Linked DNA regions of Homo sapiens: region 2 is linked to region 1. A link is a loop called in an ENCODE intact Hi-C map of the cell type or tissue named here. Cell type or tissue: heart left ventricle. All regions are shown on one strand. Links, peaks and the distances in the headings refer to the core of each region. The heading gives the core; the rest is flanking DNA. Region 1 holds the start of LOC105378286 (a long non-coding RNA gene). Region 2 has its middle 7.8 kb from the start of ZNF22.

Region 1 (2,924 bases), core at 178-2,677:
AGAACTCTGGCAGTGAGGAGCTTTCGAGACAACAGCAGACTGCACGGAACTGTGGTGACAACACTCAGAAAACACTGCACTGGAACTGCATGCAGAACAGTGGGATAAAAGCACAGAAAGTAAAAACAATTTTAAAAGAGAATAGACATCATAGTGAAGAAATGAGACTAGCATGGGTAACTTGGTGAGCAAACCACACATAAAACTCGCCAACTGTTTAGACCAAAGGCAGATTGATTAAGCAAATGGAAATTCAAGAACCTACAGACACTAATGCTTATTTCTGGCTGCACACTGATCATGGCAGCATCTGAAGCAGAGTGTTACCTGCAGATGTCCTGGCTGGATGGCGTGATAGAAGTGCGAGAGAAGGAGGACACCGGAGCCGGAGCTGATGCTGACGGAGGACTCCCAGCCTGCAATGACAGACCTGTGGTCAGTGTTCAGGTAAGAGCCAAGGGGATTGTGTGCACTGTCTCCTGAATGGTGACAGGGAGAAACCCTAGAAATGTCTGCTGCTTCCCGCTGCTCAACGAGTAACACATATTAGATCCTTCTAAGCCTTGGCAAAACAAATCAAATATCACTATTTTTTTCTTATCTGTGGATAAAAGTGTAAGAAATGTCTAAGGCTATGGAACACCACTACTAATCTCTTGCAGGTCCAGTGGCCGTTTATTTTCTAAGCATCTAAATTGAGTTAGTTCATATATAAGTCAAAAAACGAAGTACTAGAAGGTATCATACAAATGCCAAAGAAATATGAGGCTCCAGGCCTGCTGGCACTGGCTTCCCTAGCACTCTCTCCTAGTTCCCAAGATCAACAAGGCTGGTAGATTTAAGAGCTCTCTCCCACCTCACAACCTCATACATAGTGCCAGATGCTCCCTGAGTTCCACAAAACCTCACTGCCCTGCCACAGCTCTTCACACAAAAGGGAGTCCAGACCACGTCACCATGGGGGACACCAATCCATAGCTCAACCAGGGGCTGAGGTAGAGCACAGAATGCTCCCAACAGATCTAATCTTGAAACTGTAAATTAAGAAAAATAATCAAGAAAATTTAGATTTGAAAGAAAGTACAGCAAGAGGTCATGGGATAGAACAGAGTCTCTGGGGTGGTGAATAGTCAAACTTAGAGAAAAAAATCTAGGAAGGAGAGGAAGCACTGCAGTGAGGAGAGAAATGGACAGAGAGAAATAGGGACAGTGAGTGGCACTGAGCTGAGGATGCACCACCACCGCTAGAGGGCCCCAGACTCCCACGCCAGCCTCGGATTCCCCAGGCTCCACAGCCCCACAGACCTATGCGTATTCATAAAAAAGCATTCTTCCCTCCTTAAGACAGTAAGCCTGAGTAAGAATCTGCTCCATGCAACCCCAACAGCCCCAGGAAAACAGTGCCACGAGTCTGTTATCACCAGAAAGGCCATATCACCACCCACCTTCTGCAGGCCCACCTGCATGGCCCTTGGCCCTAACTCCTTGATACAAAGGAGCTCCACCCTGGCCCACCATTCCCTGGCTGAGGCCTAGTCCCCACTCTTTCTAAGTACCATCCCCAAGGGTGCACTCTCATCCTGGAACTCCACCTTTGGGACCCCCGACCCTTGGTCAACCACCAGAACAGATAAGGCCATTGCCTGGAAACTCCTCCTCCCCCTACCCCTCACAGCAAATGAAGCAGCCTGGAGAGAGCCAGGATGGCACTCGGATTAAGGCACCCATCGCATGGCTGCTCCCACTCCCAGTGCAGAGATTCAACAGCACTTTAATGCAAGTCCACCTGAAGAAACAAGATCCAAGAAGCTCTCATCAGCATGCTTCATGTGTACACTGAGATCACGCTGTGCCACTCCATGAGCACATCTTCGAATTCACCAAAGAATCTACATTTATTTTCTAACTGAATGTGCATATGGGCATGAGGTACACGGTCTTTAAAAGCATTAGAGGTCAAAGTTCTTAGGAATCTTAAGTTTACTTGGACACATGAAAATAGCATCCTTGAAATAACCCTCCCATCACTACCTTTGTCAATATTCTTCCTGAAACAAAATGAAAGACATCTAGGGATGCCTGTGGACACTATGCTGTGACATCCCTTGCATCTTCTAGGCCTGACTGCATAAGCCATTGTCCTTTTTCTCCAACTGCCTTAGACACTGTCCCCTCTCCAGCATCCTCCTCTCGGGGCACCCATCACTGGCTCCACCTGCCCCAGAGACAAGCACTCAAGGCCTTTTAGTACAATGGGCTTTACTGTTTATACCACAGGGGAGCAGATTGAGAGGGTATCCATGCTAAGGTCCCCAAACTCCTACAGTCCCCCTGTTCTCTGACATTTAGTCCTAACACTATTCTGGGACTGAAAGCCTTCCTGTACTTATTGCTCTCTTCTTTTATTTCTGAGGATGACCAGCTCTGTTCAACACACATAGGCAAGGCTAAAATGTGTCATGAAGACCAAAGCCTGATCACGGTGTATTGCAGAGAAGTAAGCGTCTTCATCACCTGTCCCCAGGTAGACTTTGAGGAAGAAATACCCAGCAATATCCACATGCTTGCCCCTCATTGCTATGAGGTCACTTCTTCCTCTGTGTTGCTGGGTCAAGCATACTCCCTGGAACTGATGAGGCATTGAAGGAAGCCCCCTTCCTTCAAGGGATGGCAGCAGAGGAAAGTACCTAGTCACCCTCCTCCCTTTTATCTTAGTAAGAGCATGGTCCTCTTGGAACCACGTGTACTTTCCTGTATTCTGAAGGGAAGGCAAACCCTGTTGGGAGGAGGTAAGGTCTTATCTGGAAAATCGTGCCCAATCAAGGTCAGTGTCCTGGGTCCGGGAGGCAGGTTTCTGATGGGAAATTAAAGTTCTGAACTCCAGTACTAAACTACAAGTAATCCAAGTCAAAAAGTGTACTCTG
Region 2 (2,924 bases), core at 242-2,741, 460 kb before region 1:
TTTTATTGTTCAGAAGAGGTGCAAATTAATCCAGAACAGTTTGAAATGGATAAATTTTACTGCTGAGTGATGGAAAGAGACAAAAATGACAGAAACATAATTCATAGCTGCATTCCTTACAGTAAATCCAAGCACAAATAGCTCTATTGCTTAGAATCATTGCATTTAAATATAGAAAGAACAAATCTTTCATAGTCTTTTTATGGATGATAATTTTTTTCCTTTGATCCACATGGTTGGTAATGTATCAGAATAGATTGAGCAACTTAGTCCTACTAAGTAATGGCATTTTATAATTCTGGTGTTATAATATCTGACAGTATTTTATTTAGAACTTTTACGTCAATATACATCAACTGACATAGTTGTAAGTTTCTTTGTATGTTATCTTTGTCATAAATGTCGATTACGTCGTAGAGCATTTCAGGAACTGTGCCAAGTTCATAACACCAGGTTACTAATGTGTTATGCTACCTCCCAATTTGTCAAGAGACATCTCAGGCACAGATTTTTTGAATTCAGGAATTCAGGATGGGTATGCCAATTTAAATGAAGCTTCTGAGATGAGTAACCTTAAATCCCAGAGAGAACCTGGTTATATCTCTATGTTCAGGGCAATCTAAATGGGTCCCCTAGGATACAAGAAGCCTCTCTATTCAGTGGGATTAAAAGGCTAAATATCAGAATTTAAGCAGGTGAGTCAAAGAGGGGACAATATGATGATTCAGGGGCAAACAGTCATGAAGAGAAGTTCAGGTTCAGTGAGAAAACTGAGTCCATTCTGTGTATTCCACATAGTTTAATATAGCTAGTTAGACTTTCTGTTATGTCCATGTTTCTTCTTTGCCTGATAAGTTCACCACTTCAGTTTAACCCAGCATCTGTATTCCATTTTCTCTATTAGAATAATTGGTCTGGTTTCTCTTTTTGTGGCTAGACTTTGGCTGAAAGGACAATAATAAGAGAAATAAAACTACAAGGAGCTACTATTTCTTATGTATCAAAAGTGTAAAACCTACTCTGTTGGTAAGGCTGTGGAGAACCAGCCAAACTAAGGCTGATGGTGGGATACAAAATGTTACAACCCATACTGAGGAGGGATTTGGCAATATCTAGCAGAAGTATATATGCATTTACTCTCTGATCCAGAAATTATATTTCCAGAGTTTGTTTCCAAAGATACAGTACCAACAATATGAAACAACGTATACACATGGCTGCACATTTTTATAGAAAAAACTCATTTCCCACTAAGGCATCTGGCTCCAATGTAGTGTCATGTATTTGTTCAATAATAGGCTTTTTATGATGCTCTCATGACCTTTGCTTGTGCTGTAGTACCATACGTCATTTTCAGAAGTCAGCTTGCGTCGCTTTGTGCAGGACCCAGAGTGTAGTTTAGTAAGTGCTCTTGAGGAGATTAAGTGTCACTGCTGATGCAAACCAGCAAATTAAATTCCCAGGCTCAGTTGGAAATACTTCAGTCCAGTGAGGGCGCTGCATAAGTAGAGGAAATAGCCACATCAAAACTTCATTGTTAGAAGACACTTTTTCTATTTGACGTTACACAAAACTGTCACTAGATGGCAGCAAAGGAGAGATCATGGAAAACAGCGTGTCCTGTAGTTTCTCCACATTCAACTTGCACAGGTTGAGTGTCCCTTATCTGAAATGCTGGAGACCGGATGTGTGTCAGAATTCAGATTTTTAATTATTTTTTGGAATATTTGTATGTACATGATGAGGTATCTTGGGGATGGGACTCAAGTCTAAACATGAAGTTCATGTGTTTATTATATCCCTTGTATACATAGCCTGAAGGTAATATTTTTAATAATTCTGCACATGAAACAAAGTTTTGACTGTGACCTATCACATGAGGTCAGGTGAGGAATTTTCCACTTGTGGCGTCACATTGACATTCAAAAAGTTGGGTTTTTTTTTAATTTTATTTATTATTATTATACTTTAAGTTTTAGGGTACATGTGCACAATGTGCAGGTTAGTTACATATGTATACGTGTGCCATGCTGGTGCGCTGCACCCACTAACTCGTCATCTAGCATTAGGTATATCTCCCAATGCTATCCCTCCCCCTTCCCCCACCCCACAACAGTCCCCAGAGTGTGATGTTCCCCTTCCTGTGTCCATGTGTTCTCATTGTTTAATTCCCACCTATGAGTGAGAATATGCAGTGTTTGGTTTTTTGTTCTTGCGATAGTTTACTGAGAATGATGATTTCCAATTTCATCCATGTCTCTACAAAGGACATGAACTCATCATTTTTTATGGCTGCATAGTATTCCATGGTGTATATGTGCCACATTTTCTTAATCCAGTCTATCATTGTTGGACATTTGGGTTGGTTCCAAGTCTTTGCTATTATGAATAATGCCGCAGTAAACATACGTGTGCATGTGTCTTTATAGCAGCATGATTTATAGTCCTTTGGGTATATACCCAGTAATGGGATGGCTGGGTCAAATGGTATTTCTAGTTCTAGATCCCTGAGGAATCGCCACACTGACTTCCACAATGGTTGAACTAGTTTATAGTCCCACCAACAGTGTAAAAGAGTTCCTATTTCTCCATATCCTCTCCAGCACCTGTTGTTTCCTGACTTTTTAATGATTGCCATTCTAACTGGTGTGAGATGGTATCTCATTGTGGTTTTGATTTGCATTTCTCTGATGGCCAGTGATGGTGAGCATTTTTTCATGTGTTTTTTGGCTGCATAAATGTCTTCTTTTGAGAAGTGTCTGTTCATGTCCTTTGCCCACTTTTTGATGGGGTTGTTTGTTTTTTTCTTGTAAATTTGTTTGAGTTCATTGTAGATTCTGGATATTAGCCCTCTGTCAGATGAGTAGGTTGCAAAAATTTTCTCCCATTTTGTAGGTTGCCTGTTCACTCTGATGGTAGTTTCT

Evidence for each region. Peaks named below come from ENCODE experiments on the same cell type or tissue, not always from the same donor. Only the 100,000 strongest peaks of a DNase experiment are listed, where the experiment ranks them.
Region 2: a loop joins it to region 1, with 6 times the contacts of the local background. A loop is called at or near these places in 19 of 110 quality-filtered maps.

Annotation. Positions count from the first base shown.
Region 1 is chr10:45,463,912-45,466,835 of GRCh38, forward strand. MARCHF8 (membrane associated ring-CH-type finger 8) reads right to left here. Exons shown (of 8, transcript NM_001282866.2): 4 at 328-416; 5 at 1-85. LOC105378286 (a long non-coding RNA gene) reads left to right here and starts at 364. Exons shown (of 3, transcript XR_945919.1): 1 at 364-447. RefSeq lists an enhancer at 1-574. In heart left ventricle, for the core only: a CTCF peak has its summit at 1,244 (motif pointing right); a DNase peak (open chromatin) is centred at 1,270.
Region 2 is chr10:45,007,227-45,010,150 of GRCh38, forward strand. No RefSeq gene overlaps it. Among named protein-coding and RNA genes, the nearest start is that of ZNF22, 7.8 kb to the left of the region's middle. In heart left ventricle, for the core only: a CTCF peak has its summit at 1,552 (motif pointing right); no DNase peak of the experiment used is centred there.